Regions from separate parts of the Mus musculus genome. Here region 1 is linked to region 2. A link is a loop called in an ENCODE intact Hi-C map of the cell type or tissue named here. Cell type or tissue: gastrocnemius. All regions are shown on one strand. Each heading gives the region's core, and the rest is flanking DNA. Links, peaks and the distances in the headings are about the cores only.

The links. Hi-C counts contacts between places; a loop is a spot of excess contacts. Peaks named below come from ENCODE experiments on the same cell type or tissue, not always from the same donor. Only the 100,000 strongest peaks of a DNase experiment are listed, where the experiment ranks them.
Region 1: a loop joins it to region 2, with 5 times the contacts of the local background. A loop is called at or near these places in 20 of 42 quality-filtered maps.

Annotation. Positions count from the first base shown.
Region 1 is chr15:101,335,481-101,343,535 of GRCm38, reverse strand. No RefSeq gene overlaps it. Among named protein-coding and RNA genes, the nearest start is that of Gm35853, 19 kb to the left of the region's middle. In gastrocnemius, for the core only: a CTCF peak has its summit at 3,831 (motif pointing left); a DNase peak (open chromatin) is centred at 3,797; H3K4me3 peaks cover 304 bases; H3K27ac peaks cover 2,684 bases.
Region 2 is chr15:101,516,180-101,524,234 of GRCm38, reverse strand. No RefSeq gene overlaps it. Among named protein-coding and RNA genes, the nearest start is that of Krt84, 13 kb to the left of the region's middle. In gastrocnemius, for the core only: a CTCF peak has its summit at 4,265 (motif pointing left); a DNase peak (open chromatin) is centred at 4,252.

The DNA.
Region 1 (8,055 bases), core at 1,808-6,807, 180 kb after region 2:
GTGACCTTGCTCAGCCCAGATTGCCCAGCCCCCAGCAGGGTTCCTGGAGATGAACAAGAAAAACTATGAGCTTCTGTAATATGTGGAGGCCTCTTAAATGCTCACCAGGATACAGCCCAAGAGCACAGACTGCAGCCTGGTGTCTACTGGGAGTCTAGCATGCTGTTGGCACGTGGCAAATTCTGGTGGAAGGAGCAAGCAGATAGATGGTGATAGCAAGGGGCCATAGCTGCTGAGAAATGCAGAGAGCACCATCACGGAGCATGTTTAGTGAGGCGGAGAAAGCGGAAGCGGGTCTTCGTCTTCAAGGACTCGATCCCGGAGCAGTGCCAGGATCCATGCATGTCCCTTACTCTGCCCCCGTTGTGCCAGGTTCTCTCTATCAAGGTTGCCTTGTGGGGCCTCAGGCTAGTCACGTTCCAGAGTTGTAAGGACACTGAAGATGAAGTCTCTGACACAGGCCCAGGGGCGGGGGACGGGGGTTGGGGGGGAGTGGAGCTAAAGATCCCCCTATCATCCATCTGGGTTGTTTGTTGGGGCCTTCAGCTATTCTAGGAATCATGCTGACACACCAGAATGACAGAGGACATCCTGGGGGGCTTATGAGTCCCCCAGAGACCTATGGGAGCAGGGAGCAAGGGGAAGATGAGGCTGATTGGTAAGCTGTTTGTTTTGACCCATTGCCACCGCAGTGCCCAGTTACAGGCTATACAGCAGGAAAGGGTCCTTCACAAAACCCCTTCCCAAATGTCAGGCATCAATATCTAATCTTCTTAAGCTTAAAACATCCAGTGTGCCAGGTATGGTGTCTTCAGCCTATCAGTTGGCACCTTGAGCTGTCAGTTATCTGAGTTCCCAGGACAACACACCCCTCCCAAAGGGGCTGCACCCATAGTACCTGAGATGAGTGTGTCCTGGCACTGGATGGGGGCAGGGGAGTGGTTGGGGCATTCTCCGAGAGCTGAACTATACTTACATTGTTAATTTGTTGTAAAGCTTTTACAAATCAAGGCAAGGGGGCTGGAGAGATGGTGTGGCGATTAAGAACACTCTCTGCTGATCTTAGCAAAAGAGCCAGGTTGGATTCCCACCCAGGTTGGAGCCACCCACAAGGTGGCTCACAAGCTATCTTTAACTCCATTTCTAGGGAAATATGAAACACCCTCTGGCTTCCGTGATGCACAGAAATACGTGCAGGCAAGACACCCACATACATAAAATAAAAATAAATCTTTTTTTTAATATGATGCATGAGAAAAGAATTTAGCATGGTGCCTGGCACAGAATAGTTGCTTAATAATGCTGCTAACAGCCAACACAAGCCCTTACCAGCTTTCCCAAATCCCCAGTGGAGATGAGATGGGCTTTCTATCAGGCCTCAGTAGCCTGTCCTTTGGAGTGATTAAACCTACCTGTTCATTCTCAGAGATAGATTTGGAGAAAGTGAGGGCCAGAGAAATGACCCAGCCCCTCCTCTTTCCTTCTGGCACAGTCACCCAGGCTGCTCCCCAGTAGAAAAAGGTTGACCAGCCCAGACAACCAGCACAGCGGCCACCACTGCCCTCTCCTGGCAGAGGCAAAACCAACACATCTCTGGAGCCTCCAGGAAAGAGGCAGAAAGAAAGCAGCTAGGGATGTCTTTGGAAGTGCTAAATGCCAGCCTCAGACCTACATATACTTGGCTCCAATTTTAGACCTCAGTTCTGAGAGTCACTCAGGACCGATGCCCCTTTCCTTCCTGCGCTGTTTCCTCCCCAACACCATCCACTGAATGGCTGCCACAGCGCCCAGTGGCTGCGGTGGTATAACTCACATGAAACCCTTCCCCTGCTCATCTGCTTCCTCAGCATCAGGTCTAGAGTAACATCACCACCACCCCCCATGGACACCCCATTCCAAGAAACCACCCAACTGTCTGCAACTCCACTGCCCCTGTTCCCTGGATCCCTTTCTTTTGCTTTAGACAAAATAAGGGATCATGCTGATCTCTTTCTTGTGCTTTGGTTGGTATCCAGACAAAATAAGGGGCCGTGCTAGATCGGACCTGGTGCCCACTCCACATGAGAGAATTTACATCTGGTACCGAAAACTCAGTCAGAAGCCTGTGGCCAAAGAAGTCATAGACTCTAGTAGAGAAACCATTGCTGTTGGTTTGCTAAATGGACATGGTGTGCCCAAGAATGGCCATCTAAATAACTACATCTGTGCCCAGAGAATACTGCTCCTGTCCACTCTAGTCAGAGAAGCTTCTTTTTGCAATGATCAGCCATAGTTGTGAAGATTGATGCCTGGTCAAGAACAGAGAGAAGAAATGACCATCGGATACCCATGCATAAATGGGACGTCTGTATCATCCAGACCCCAGGGAACATCCTTCCGAAGCCCAGGGAACATCTTGGGGGGGGGGAAGAAGTAGAAGGAACGTAAGAGCCTGGGGAAGTTGGGGAATTGGGGTGAGGTGCTGACTTCCTGGCGTGACGTGGCTGCTGTGCTTATGAACTCACACCAGCTGTGACTGGCTACCTGCACAGAGACAGCATAGGATTAGGCCCCTCAAGATCCCGTCATAAACCTGGATGTGATGTCACATGCCCTCCATCTCAGCACTAGGGAGGCAGAGGCAATCTTTGTGTTGAGACCAGCCTGGTCTAGATAGCTAGTTCCAGGCCAACCGAGGCTACACAGTGAAACCCTGGCTCATAAAAGGGGAGGTGATCTGGAAGTGGAAGGGAAGCTACCTGAGAAGAAAAATATAATCAAAATCAATACATGTGTGAAAATGTGATGAAACCCATCGTTATGTATGATTAATGTGTGCTGATAAAAAAGCATTTTAAAGGAGAAACCACACTTGGGATTTCCCACAGAGAGCTAATGGGGGGTTGGCTAAGACACAAAAGAGAAAGGGGAACACCTGTCACTCTCTGGGGATTAGGAAGCCCAGAAAGTCACCCTAGAACTGAAGGAGGCAGGCTCGAGCAGGGAGAACCTGTGGTGCTTTCTGGACTTGAAGGCATGGGACTAGAGAAAGCACGGCTGAATATCAAAGGCTATATGACATTCTGACAAGGTATCCGACTCTGGATCTGCAGGGGAAAGGGCAAGGGTTACACAGCTGTCCTAGGAGGAATGTGGGTGATGTCTCCAGGTCCCTTGCCAGAGCCTCTGCTCAGAAATAAAAGATCACCCCTCCTCTGCTGGCTTGCTTCCATTTTTTTTTTAAGCTTTCAGGGTGTCTGCTAAGATATCTGAGTCTGATGGCTGTCACAGTAGCCACTTAATTTCTGCCCAAAGGAAAGCAAACAGAGCCAAGGTACAAACACCCCAACTCCCAGACTTTAGGGTCAGCACAGCTAAGACACAGAGAAGTCACTCAGTCTCTGTCTCTCTGTCTCTGTCTCTCTGTCTGTCTTTCACACACACACACACACACACACACACACAACACATACACACACGTGCACACACATCTGTGTCTCTCTCTTCCTCCCTCTTCCCCCTCCCCCTCTCCCTCCCCTCCCCCTTTTTCTCTCTGTCTCTCTCTGTTTCTCTCTCACACACATACACACACACACACACACACACACACGCACACACGCACACATCTGTGTCCCTTTGTCTCTCTCTCTGTGTCTCTCTCTGTCTCTGTCTTTCTCTCTCTTTCTCTCACACACACATACACAGCACACACACACACACACACACAACACAAACACACACAGCACAGAGCCAGTCCTACCCTCCTTTCACCTGCCTTCCTTTGTGGCTCTATCTACAATCTGCAGGCTCCGAGCGCCCCCTGCTGTCCATTGTCACATCTATACCAGCACACTGAACAGTGAGCCCTTACCTTAGGGACTGGGACAACACCCTACTTATGTGAGCCACAGAAGAGGCTTAGCACCATTTGGGGTTCCCTTCTCCCCTCCACTGCCTCCAGTACAGAGGTGGATTGCCTGGCAGAGATCTGTGCTGAGAGCCACAGGTGCCCTGACTCTGGGCCCCCTGTAGGGTCATAGGAGAATTGTCCCAAGTTCTGAGGTTGAACCCTAAGAGAGAAATAAAGGGGCCAGGTTCAGGGCTCCTTAATGGAGTCTATTACAGATCTCTGTCCCTGGTTGGAGGTTGAGAAACCCCCTTTCTTCTTCACATCTGGCATTTCTTGCCCAAGCTGTGGACTCCCGAAGGCTCCTGTGCCGTCTACAAGGCTGTCACAAACCCATGTGGCACCAGCCTGATAGTCCTTCCATGAAACATATTAAGGTATTCCACTTGTGTCCAGAGCCAAGAAGGGAGAGAAGGCACATGGGCTGACAGGGAGGTTGAGAGAACCACATGGCACAGTACACACACATCACACATTTGCACTAGTGAATATAGACATGCATTGCACACATGTATACACACGCATACACAAACATATGCATTTGGGCTTTATGGGTCATATAAGTGTATACATCTTAATGGAGGCATCCTACAGACACCGGCCACCAGCATAGCAACCATCTCTGCAAATGTGTGCACATACCCTGGTCACTGCTCACATGCACACATCCCAAAAGTGCTGAAATGATTCCACAGTGAGACGGAACTAAATTTGAAGCCTGATTTTGCCCTTGCCCTTGCCCTTGGGCTTGTACAACTTTCAGAGTCTCAGTTTCCCCATCTTTGAAAATGGGTACTAAGGTTACCTGCATCCAGGGCTATAGGGACTGAAGAGGATAATGTGTGTGGTTGGCCAGGTACAGCACAAATGTTCTGTGACTGACAGAACACATCCCAGGCCTGTTTGTGACAGGATTGGAAAGGGACAAGAATGGTCCCTATCTATGATTTGAAACACTGTGGCCTCAACCTAGGTATACACGTGACCAGGAGCACGCACACACTGGGGGCACTTGTGTGTTTCCACTGTTTATTGAGGCTGCTTAGCTACCGCTGTGCTTAGAGCCCATGAAGCCCAACCCTCTGGTGCCTGTTGGGACAGGACCTGGCTGGATTCTAGCATTCCTGCTGCCTCCACTTCCTCTTGGTCACAGACAAGGAGTGCAAACTAGACAGCTTAGGGATCATTTAATCCCTAGGCCACAAAAGGCTTTACTTTGATACATTGTGGCCTTGGCGTGAGACTTGGGGAGCCTAGGATACATTGTGGCCTTGGTGTGAGACTTGGGGAGCATAGGGTTCTCCTGAGGACTCTACGGCCTGCTCACCCCCTCCCTGTTTGCACAAGCTGCATATGCTAAGACCATAGCTCTGTTGAAGCAAAGCTCTGGGGTCCAAGCACATATCCTCCCAATACCCTATGGCCTATGGCAGAGGAAAGGAGTTCTTTGTCCTGTGTCAAGAGGAAAAGGACCATGGTTCATGTGCTGACACAGAGCCACAGAGCCATCAAGCCAGTCACAAGGTCTATGGGGCTTCAAGGCCACCCCCTGGAGGCTTTATATCAGTCACAACACTCCCAACACACCAGGTCCCAAATGACTTGTCGGAGACCCTCCCCTAATGCTCTGACAGGCATGATGGCATGCCCAGCACCTCTTCATCTGTCCTCTGAAGTAAACGGACCACAAGATAGCCAGTACTACCCTCATTGGTCCATCTCCCTCTATAAATGAGCAAGGCCACCTCACCTTAACTGGGCAACCTCACCTTAACTCTAGGGCACAGCCCTCCTTCGAGGGGTGACATCCCAGAACCATGAGTGTACCCTGCCTGCTCATCTTAAGAGAGAATCTGAAGGCCAGGCAGAGAAAGGGCCTAAGCCACACAGCTTAGAAGCAGTAGAAGCAGGCTGACCAAACCCCATTAGCAGACAAAGGTAGACCTCTCCCTCTGAGCTTTGTTAAGTACACTGCCCAGCTGGTGAAATGGGAGAAAAATGGGGAGAGGGGCCATGTACCCTAAATTCATGGAACTCCCTCTCCTGGAAGGAGCAGCTCTCCAGGGCCAACCTGAGAAATAACAGAGTCCCTTCTGGAACTTCCCAGCAGGTTGGTGGATCAGGGGGAAGCATTATCGCAGCCAGCCATGGATCTGGGTAATGACATTACACCTGCCTACCATGGGAGACAGAAATAGGGAACAGTACTGGCACAGGATCTAGTTCAGGCCCCTACCTGGAGGAACTCCAGCCTCAGTTTACCCAGCTGTCAAATGAAGATAACATTTGTGCTCCCCTCTGGCCACCACACTATGCTACCTAAGATTGCTCTTTAGTTTGAGTCTCTACCTCCAAAGGCCTGGTGGGTGCCTGCCCATAGCCACTCTGGCTCAGCCCTGCAGGCCAAGAGCAGAGAAAAGCAGGGGCCTGGGTAAGCATTCCTCAGGCCCCTCTAGCCTGCTCCCAGCTTCCTTTTAGAGCCTCCAGATAGGAAAGGCCAGACCAGCTTACCAGCACAGACCAAGGTTTCTGTTTCAATACAGTCCAGTTCTCTACCCCCAGCCTGAAAACCACAGCCCACGGAAGGAAGGAGGATTAAGACACTACGAAAGGACCCTTTGTAAGGAGCTGAGCATGGACGGAAGCACAGACAAGCCTTTTTTCTCCTGATTAGCACAACCGCAGCCAGGATCGTGACCCTCTTAACAGGAAGAAACTGAGGCCGGAAATATGGGAGGCTTCAAAAGCAGTAAGGGCATGACTCATGCCTCCAGGATTCCTTCCCATAGAGAAGCCACCAACTAAAACAGTGAGCCAGAGACCCTGACAGAGTCGGGGTGCTAAGCCTCAGGTACCCCTGTGGGGGCATGGCAGAGGGCAGGTCCCGGGGCGGAGCTTGCAACCTCTGTTCCTGTAGACACCTGGTATCCACCTGCGGTGGTCCGCGTGCCTGGGCAGGGAGGCTGCTCAGGGCGGCCCAGACTGGGCAAGATGGGACGGGACAGGACGGGACTGGACGCGACGCGGGCGGTGCCGCCACATCTGAGCACAGCATTCCAGGGCACCGCGCCCGGGACAAGGAAGGAGCTTCCCAAAGCTGAAATGGAACCTCCCCTTGCAGGCTGCTATGGACCTGAGAGTCTCAGCACAAGAAGGAGGATGCTACCTGTACCCCAGTCCCAGAGAGCCTCCCCTGGTCCCACCACCCTCATCAATCACTCATTAGACAGTTCCTGCTGGTCGGGAGGTGGGAAGGATGAATACAGGAGCTTACAAAGGCATTCCTTGACCTCTACCCTCTTACCTGCCAAGGTTCTTAGTCTCCACCCTCACTGCCCCCTACTCACCCACCACACTAGCCACGATGTCTCCACTACCCTACTATGGCTCAGGGAAACCTTTTGCCCAGGAGGCGGCCAGTACTGATCCCTGACCCTCATCCACTTCAAACTCACTAGTGAGGCTCCTCCTTCCCCCACCCTCACACACAACCCTGACAGGTCTTCCCCATAGGTCCTTTGGGTCCTGGCCCTAGACCCTCCAACACCTCTCAGATAAGCAGATCCAAACTCTGTGTGAACAAAGAGAACTTTATAAGCGATCAGCCAGCACCTCAGCCCTGGGCCTTCCCAGTTTCCCATTCACACACACAGAGGTCTACATATTCTCCCATGCATGTGTGCATGGATACACACATACACACACACACACACACACACACCCTTGATATCCCCCAATCCTGTGGCCTTGGTTCTCATGGGTTTCTTACCCCCATCCCCCATCCCTCTACCCCACCCACCCTTCCACCCCCACCTCCCACCCAACCCCCGACATCTGGCAACTGTATTTCAAAATGCTGAGCAATCTAGGCCAGCAAGATGGAGCCTCAAGTCCTAAAGCCCATGGTGGGAGGAAAAAACAACTCCCAAAATGTATCTCCTGAGCTACATACACACACACACTAACAATAACAACAATGATAAATATAATAGAAATCTTTTAATTTAAAAAAGGGAGAGGCTGGGCTGGAGAGATGGCTCAGTGGTTAAGAGCACTGAGTGCTCTTCCGAAGGTCCTGAGTTCAAGTCCCAGCAACCACATGGTGGCTCACAACCATTCGTAATGGGATCTGATGCCCTCTTCTGGTGTGTCTGAAGACAGCTACAGTG
Region 2 (8,055 bases), core at 1,514-6,513:
GGCAGTGCTAGCTTCCTGAAGGATGTGGCACCCAGCAGAGATAGATGCAAAGGCTGGTGACCGAGCCATCGAAGTGAGACAAAGAGTTCCAAGAGAGGCCACAGTTTGTGCAAAAGTGCAAACACCTAAAGGTTGTAGAGAACATGCTAGGTGGGGAGACCTGCCTGGAGCTGGGTAGAATGTCATTAGAGGTCAAGACATGGCAGCACATGGATACAGGAGAGTCCATCCGCATAGGACTCATCCAGCAGCCTGGTCCAGCTGCCAGGGCCCCAGATCTCAGCCACACCCAACACAGTTCTTCTTAGGTAGGAGCATGCCTCCCTTCTTCACACATCTTGCCTGAATACTGTGGAGTTGATAATACAAGTGGTTGGGTCTGGTCAGGGTGTGTGTGTGTGTGCTTAAATTCTCCCTTTCTTTCTTTTCACTCTGGTTCTCTCAACTGGCCAGAGAAAGGAGCCCTAACAATAAATCCTTTACTTAACCTAATTGCTGTTAAACAGCAGGTGTTAGTCTCTTGAAGCCAGCTGTTTCAGGCCTTAGAATAGTAAAGAGTTAAGAAAAATAAATGCTACAAAATAAGAAACATTTTAGCCCTTGAAAAAATTTAACTTTGCCTCCAAAGATTGCCAACACTGTCCCCTATTGCTGCCTTCCAGAGGGAACGGGTGCTCAGGCATTCTCCTTGCAAAACAGCAGCCAGAAGGATCCTGTGGAAAACAAGCCCAGGGGCTGAGGGTGTAACTCTGTGGCAGAGTTTGATCTTTGCACAAGTAAAGCCCTACATGCAATCCTGAGATATAAAGTGGATTTTTTAAAAAAATACTAATACAATAAAGTTTAACAGTCTAGATAAATTCAAATATTGGAGTTTTCTGAAAAGTAAACAGAACCAGGCAGATCATGGCAGAATGCAAGAATTCAAGAAGCAACCAAATCTTTATTCTCTCTTCCTTCCAGAGACATTGAGCTTTGGGTGGGCCTCAGCTATGGAGTGGAAAAGTATCAGCTTGGATAGCTAAGAGCCTCATGAAAAGCCTTCCCACCTAAATACAAAAGGATAGAGACACGTACGGGTTGGAAAATACAGAAACAAAGTCCATGGTCTGTTCTCTCTTGTGGCTTTGCATTAGGGCCCAGCCCTGCAGGGCTGGGCAGGACTTTGTAGCAGGGTTGTGGTGAAAACCCTGAGAGGTTTGGTGGCTCTGGCATGAGGAACCAGGAAAAGACGTTCCTGAGAAGGTTAGGTGGGGTCAAACTGGGAAACTGGAGAAGGAAATGCCTGTGTGAGCAAGTACACCCACATCCTGGGCTCTCCTTGAACTTCACTGGCATGCAAACCCAGAGCCATATTCCAAGGACTTGGAGATTTGAAGTTAGACCTATGTCCTGCCCACATTTCTAGCAAAGCCCTGAGTGATACCACAGAACAGCCACAAAGCAGTCAGCACATGCTTGGGAAAGTCAGTGGCCTTTGGCCACCACCACCCCTCCAAGAGGGCTGGAGTACGCACCCTGAAACTGCTGACAGGGCTGATTCCTCACTAAAACCAAACCAAACCAAATTTGAACCTTCCCAAAGGATTGTATCAGGACACCAAGTCAACACAGCACCAATATCTCTCTCCCTCTCCCTCTCCCTCTCCCTCTCCCTCTCCCTCTCCCTCTCCCTCTCCCTCTCCCTCTCCCTCTCCCTCTCCCTCTCCCTCTCCCTCTCCCTCTCCCTCTCCCTCTCCCCTCCCTCTCCCCTCCCCCTTCCCCTCCCTCTCCCCTCCCCCTCCCTCCGTGTCTCTCTCTCTCTCTCTCTCTCTCTCTCTCTCTCTCTCTCTCTCTCTCTCTCTCTGTACTAAAGTCATTTTAATGTTCAAGGAGTCAAGAAAACACAAGCACTTCCCACAGGGAGGGATAGTCAACAGATACTCATCACCAATGATATGCCTGTGAAGGTCATCACCCAGAGACTATGAAACACTACTGTAACCATGCTCTATAAGGTAAAGAGACACACATCAGAAATGACTAAGAGAGTAAATTGGATATTGTAGTTCAGACCTATAATCTCAGCATTCTGGTTGAGGTGGAAAATTACAAACTTAATCCAAGGTCTCTATTGGTTACAGACTGAGTTCAAGGCCAGCCTAAGTGACTTTGGAGATTTGAAGTTAGATACTCCAAGACCCTGCCTCAAAACAGAAAGCTTAAAAGGGGATGAGACATAGATCAGTGATAGAGCATTTGCCCAGCATATTCAAGGGACTAGACTCAATCCTCAATAAAGAAAGAAAGGGGGAGGGAGGAGAGAGAAACAGAGAAAGAGATTTTCTCAGCACTAGAGAACAAATGATAGAGACAAACCCAAGTAGATCTTTTAGAACTGGAAAGTAGAATATTTGGAATGTGAGAACAGAGAAGAATGGACAGGAAAGACTCAGTGTGCTGGAGACAGAATAATAGTCATTATCCACTAGGAAGAACAAAGGAAAAAAGAACTGGGAAATATTAGGCTGGAAAAAGTATCACATTGCACATGGGAGCAATAATTCAAATCAGCATTAGCAGAGTTCTCATCAGAAGCACAGAAGGCTGTGAGGCAGCGAACTGCAACTCCCAAGGGCCAAGTAGGAAAAGGACTTCAGGTGCCTATTTGTTTGGTGATGTTTCTATGTGTGTGGTACCAGAGCTGGAACCCAGAGCCTGGTGTGACCTGGCTAAGCCTCTTCCACTGAGCTTTATCTTGGCCCTGCAAGTTCAAGACTCCATAGCCAGCAAGCACATCCTTCTGAAGCAAAGGCAGGGGGGATAAAAGACAGGTATGCTTTGTAAGCAAGCCCCTCAAAGTAAAGGGGGGGGACACCTTGGGGAACTGGGAAACGTGCAGTGCAGGGATGAAGAACACAAAGTATCCAATTAGATGTAAGACACTGACTTTCTTCATGTAGCAGAGTGAAGGATACAAAGTATCTAACTAGATGTAAGAGACTGTCTTGCCTTCTGTAGCAATGCAGGAATGGACACAATGTATCCAACAGATGTTAGACACTCCTTTATAGACTCCTTTATAGACTCTGAAAAGTGCACAACTGTTGAAAACAAAACAGCAGCCACTTCAGAGCAGGTGGGGATGGAAGTAATAAAGCCCTAGCTCTATCCAGGAATACTGGTACATGCCTGTAGTCCTTATGTTTGGGAGGTTAGGAAGTAAATCTGAGGCTAGCCCAAGCTATATAAACACTCCCAGGTCAATCTAGACTACATACAAATCCTCTCTCTCTCTCTCTCTCTCTCTCTCTCTCTCTCTCTCTCTCTCTCTGTGTGTGTGTGTGTGTGTGTGTGTGTGTGTGTGTGTGTAGTGCATACATATATATTCTAGCTCTATGTAGACTGGGAAATATTTTTTATATGCATTGAGACTCTAATTAAGTTTAAGTAAATTTTTTGAGTTTTACTTTATTATAATGGTGTGTGTGTGTGGTAAGGTATGACTGTGGAAGTCAGAAGACTATCTTGTGCCATCTGTTTTCTCCCTAACCTTTACATAGACTTGGGTTCTGGGGATCAAACTGAGGTCACCAGTCTTTACAGCAAGCCACTGAGTCATCTCACCAACCCCTAAAAGAACATTTTTAAATATTCAAGGAATCTAAAGAAAACAAAAAAGAGGTGATAGAAGGCAAACATCCGGAAGACCAAAATGAAAATAAATAAATAGAGTCATAGACTTAAACAGACCCACATTAGTAATTGGTTGTGATACACATGGTCCATCCATTATTGTGCCAGGAGCTCCCCTCTTCTGCTTCCATCAACAGAAGCAAACCCAAGGTCCAAGAGGTTAAACTCCTACACAGGGGCACGTGCTTGCCTGACCCTGAACACTAATGAGCCACTTGTCTTGTGGGTAGACTGGAGACCTATTTCCAACCTCCAAGAGTTTGTGGAGGTCAAGCTCATGCCACAGTGCACCTGAAGCACTTAGCTGGCCTTACTTGGCACTCAGTAGGTGCTGCACAAGAAAGCCTTCATGTTGCTTCAATAGATGCATCTGCATTCTTCTTATTATTATTATTAGTGACTCACAAATAGAGACAGAAACCCACTACTGCATTTTTATCCAAGGTGAATGCCATGTGGGCACACAAATCTGTGGACAGCTTCAGTTCCCAAAGAGTTGACATCTTGGGCAACTCCAGACACCTCCTTTGCCTTCCCTGCTCTTCCTCAGGCTTTAGGAAGGCCAACTGAAGGCATTTGCTGCCCTCTGCTGGCCACTAGCTCCAGAGGTTCATGCTAGAAAATCCAAGGCAAGTGGCAGGAAACTTGAACATCTTTTAAAATCATTTTTCCCCTCCAAAATTTTATTTAGGAACCAAACATTGCAATGATCAAAAAAAAACTTTGCAGAAGAATCCTATCTCTCCCTCTCGCCAACCGTGGCTATCTTTTCAAACTCCTGTACCCTACAGTCTTTTTTCCCAGAGGATACTCACATCACTCTGGGGCAAGAAAGAGCCATATAAGGTTCTAAGTCCAGCAGTTTTCAAACCTGGAGTGGTCCTCCGGGTTGGAAGTCTACAGCTGTACAAATGTGGCATTTTCTGCCCTCCTTCAAATATTTGAGAAAGCTGTTCATTTATACACATATATAGTCAGCCAACACTGAATTCTCAGAGCAGTTGTAAGTGCTAGGAACCTACCAATGGCAGACAAAATGCCTGTACCCTTTTGGCTTATTTTGGGATGAGGCGATAAACACACAATGGTGGCTATGTAAGATGCATGGATTATACAGTGCAATAGAGGGTTTAAACTCTAAAACATATTTTAAAAGTAGATCATAGTCTGTCAGACAACTCAATGAATGAGTCAAGTGTTTGTCATGTGGACACAAAGACCTAAGTTTGGATCTTCTTCACCCATGTAAAAGCCACGGTGCAGTCATGAACATCTCTAACCCCAAGGCAATGGGGCAAGGACAGGTAAATTTACAGAGCTCACCAACCTAAAAAAGAGAGCTTTGGTTCAGTGAAGAGACCCTGTCTCAGAAAATAAGATGTAGAACAGTTGAGGAAGATAACTGAAGTTAATCCCTGGCCTCCACAGGCTCCCACATGGGTGTGTGTTACTACACACACACACACACACACACACACACACACACACCACATACACACGAGAGAGAGAGAGAGAGAGAGAGAGAGAGAGAGAGAGAGAGAGAGAGAGAGAGATTAGAGCAAGGTAAGCCGGATGGAGACAGCCTTAGGGTAGGAGGGCAGGTTACCATTTTTGAAAGAAGAAGAATCTGAAAGATGACATTTGCACAAAAGACCCACAAGCACCAATGGAGCAAGCCTTGTGGATGAGAGAACAATGAACAGAAAAGACACCCACTTGGAAGCTCTGAGACGGGTGTGTGCTTGTCACTTTCAAGGGCCAGCATGGGTGCTGAGGTCACAGGAAGGAGACATGTGAAGAAGCAAAAGGACAGGCAGAAAAAGGCCTTGTCACCTGCTCTTCAGAGTCTAGGTGACATAAGGAGTCACAGGGACATTAGAGGTAAGTGCCACAGTCCAGCCTAACCTGTGATGTGTGGGTCTCCTGAGTTGAGACTTAGGGACTGGGGGCATCAGCAGGGAGACCCATGACACAGCTTGTCTGTTCTCTCACTAAATACAAGGTGAAATGCACAGCTGTTTTCTGGGTCTGTAGTTCAACCAAACACAGCAAACTCCACTCAAGCTGAACACGTGTCCCACTCAAAATGGTTGTGTTGTCTCCACACAAATTCTACACAGCTTGTAGAAGGTCTCAACTGTCCTTGGGTGCCCTTTGTTATGCTCAGAGTTCCTGAGCCAATCTCCTGAGGACACCCAGGAATGATTTTATGGCTTTATAGTTCTTCCTCCTGAGATGTAGAAGATGTTTCTACTGCTAAAGAAGAAAGCAAACCATTCAGAACTGATAATGTGGCCAGTTCTGAGACTAGAGGCTCTGCTGAGCAGCTGCAGGACCAGGAAGCCATGCTGGAAGGATTTGAGGATGGAGGTTGGGGAGAGTATGGGGGGAGCAGCATGTGAGAACTCCTTGGGAGAGAATGGAGTCTCTTGGAGTTCTGGGAAGGAACACCATGAGAAGGAAGTGGGGACAGAGCAGGAGGCAGCTTAGCCAGCAGATGCGAGAGTAGCTTGTGATGTCCCAAGGAGAAATGGTTACTCCTCCAGCTGCTCTCTATTTCTCTGGCCCCTATATCTGCTATACTGAGTCTCTAACACCTTTCCAGATCTTTAAATATTAAAAAAGATATCAGGGAGGGGAGGAAGAATCCCCTTAAAGAGCTGTCCCAGCCAGGAGCATTTGGCACAGAATTGGGCGCATAGTCTAAGTGTAACCAGCAAAGTTTTTTTAGAAGAAGAAGAAGAAGAAGAAGAAGAAGAAGAAGAAGAAGAAGAAGAAGAAGAAGAAGAGGAGGAGGAGGAGGAGGAGGAGGAGGAGGAGGAGGAGGAGGAGGAGGAGGAGGAGGAGGAGGAGGAGGAGGAGGAGAAAGAAGAAGAAGAAGAGGAGGAGGAGGAGGAAGAGGAGGAGGAGGAGAAAGAGGAGAAAGAGGAGAAAGAGGAGAAAGAGGAGAAAGAGGAGGAGGAGGAGAAAAGAGAGAAAGAAAGAGAGAAAGAAAGAGAGAAAGAAAGAGAGAGAAAGGAAGGAAGGAAGGAAAGAAGGAAGAGAGGGAGGGAGAGAGAAAGAAAGAGAGAAAGAAAGAGAGAGAAAGAAAGGAAGGAAGGAAGGAAGGAAGGAAGGAAGGAAGGAAGGAAGGGAGGAAGGAAGGAAGGAAGGAAGAGAGAATATTTCGGAAAGCCCTTCCTGCCTTTCATGAAATAGAGTCTACCTAGAACAAAAGCTGACCCTATCTCTTACAAGGCAAATGTCTCAAGGAATCCAGTTCACTGCTTGGAACTAATGGCACTTTCTTTCCCCCTAGGCTCTGCGAGGGTGTGGGCTCTGTGAATGTCTGTAAGTATCTGTTGGAAAATGCCTTCTATAAAAATTACTTTGGAAATGGGCAAAACTAATCACAAGGCTACCCCACTGAACCTCCAATGTTCCCCAACTTCCTCTTCTCCAGGATCTTCTTTTAGGACTTCTGGGGATGGGAAAGGGTATCCAAAAGTTGAGTGCCACCTTACTGGTGGTCACCAGGAATTTCAACCCAGGGAGAGGGGTCTAGGGGTTGAAAAAACAGAACCTGTCATGTTAACCACTGACCCCTTGAGGAGGAGGCAGGCCCTGTATGTGAAGCCCTCAGGGACTTTTGGTGGGTGAATGACACCCCAGCAAGCCCCTCACCCCTCCCTGTTCCTCTTCCCACAGGTGTCAGCAGCTCCCGTGGAGGAGTCACATGTGGGGGCCTCACCTATGGCACAACCCCAGGGCGCCAGATTGTCTCTGGACCCTCTGTCACTGGGGGCAGCATCACAGTGATGGCCCCTGACTCCTGCTCTCCTTGCCAGCCCCGCGCCTCCAGCTTTACCTGTGGGAGCAGCCGCTCAGTGCGCTTCGCTTAGTGACAGGTCCTCCAAATGAGCCACCTGTCTGCCCCAGAGTGGAGTGGTGTGTGAATGGAAAATGTGTGCTTGCTTCCAGAATCTTCCAGATGTTTCTGTGAGAGGAAAGAGTTCAGGGCCACTCTCCTCTGCCTTCTCCTTTTAGGGAGTTGTCTCCCAGTTCTCCTCTGGCTTCACTTTAGAAGGTCATTCCCAACCCTTCCCTTAACCCCAACCTGTCTTCAGATACTTGTAAATGATTTGTATTATTCGCCAAGCTCTCCGGGACACTACCAGTCACCCAGGCTGACTGGACAATAAAGTGTGGCCTTCCTGGGTCAAGGCATGATCCTAACCACCCAGCCATGCCCCCCAAAACAAGAACCAGAGGGAACCCTTCCCAAGCAGCTCCCACTTCTGTCCCCAGGTACAGGGGCAGCAAGCATATGCCTTTAGTTGGTTGGGTTTACTAATCTCCTTAGCTGTGCCTTCCTTTGGGGCAAACTACTCTAATCACACT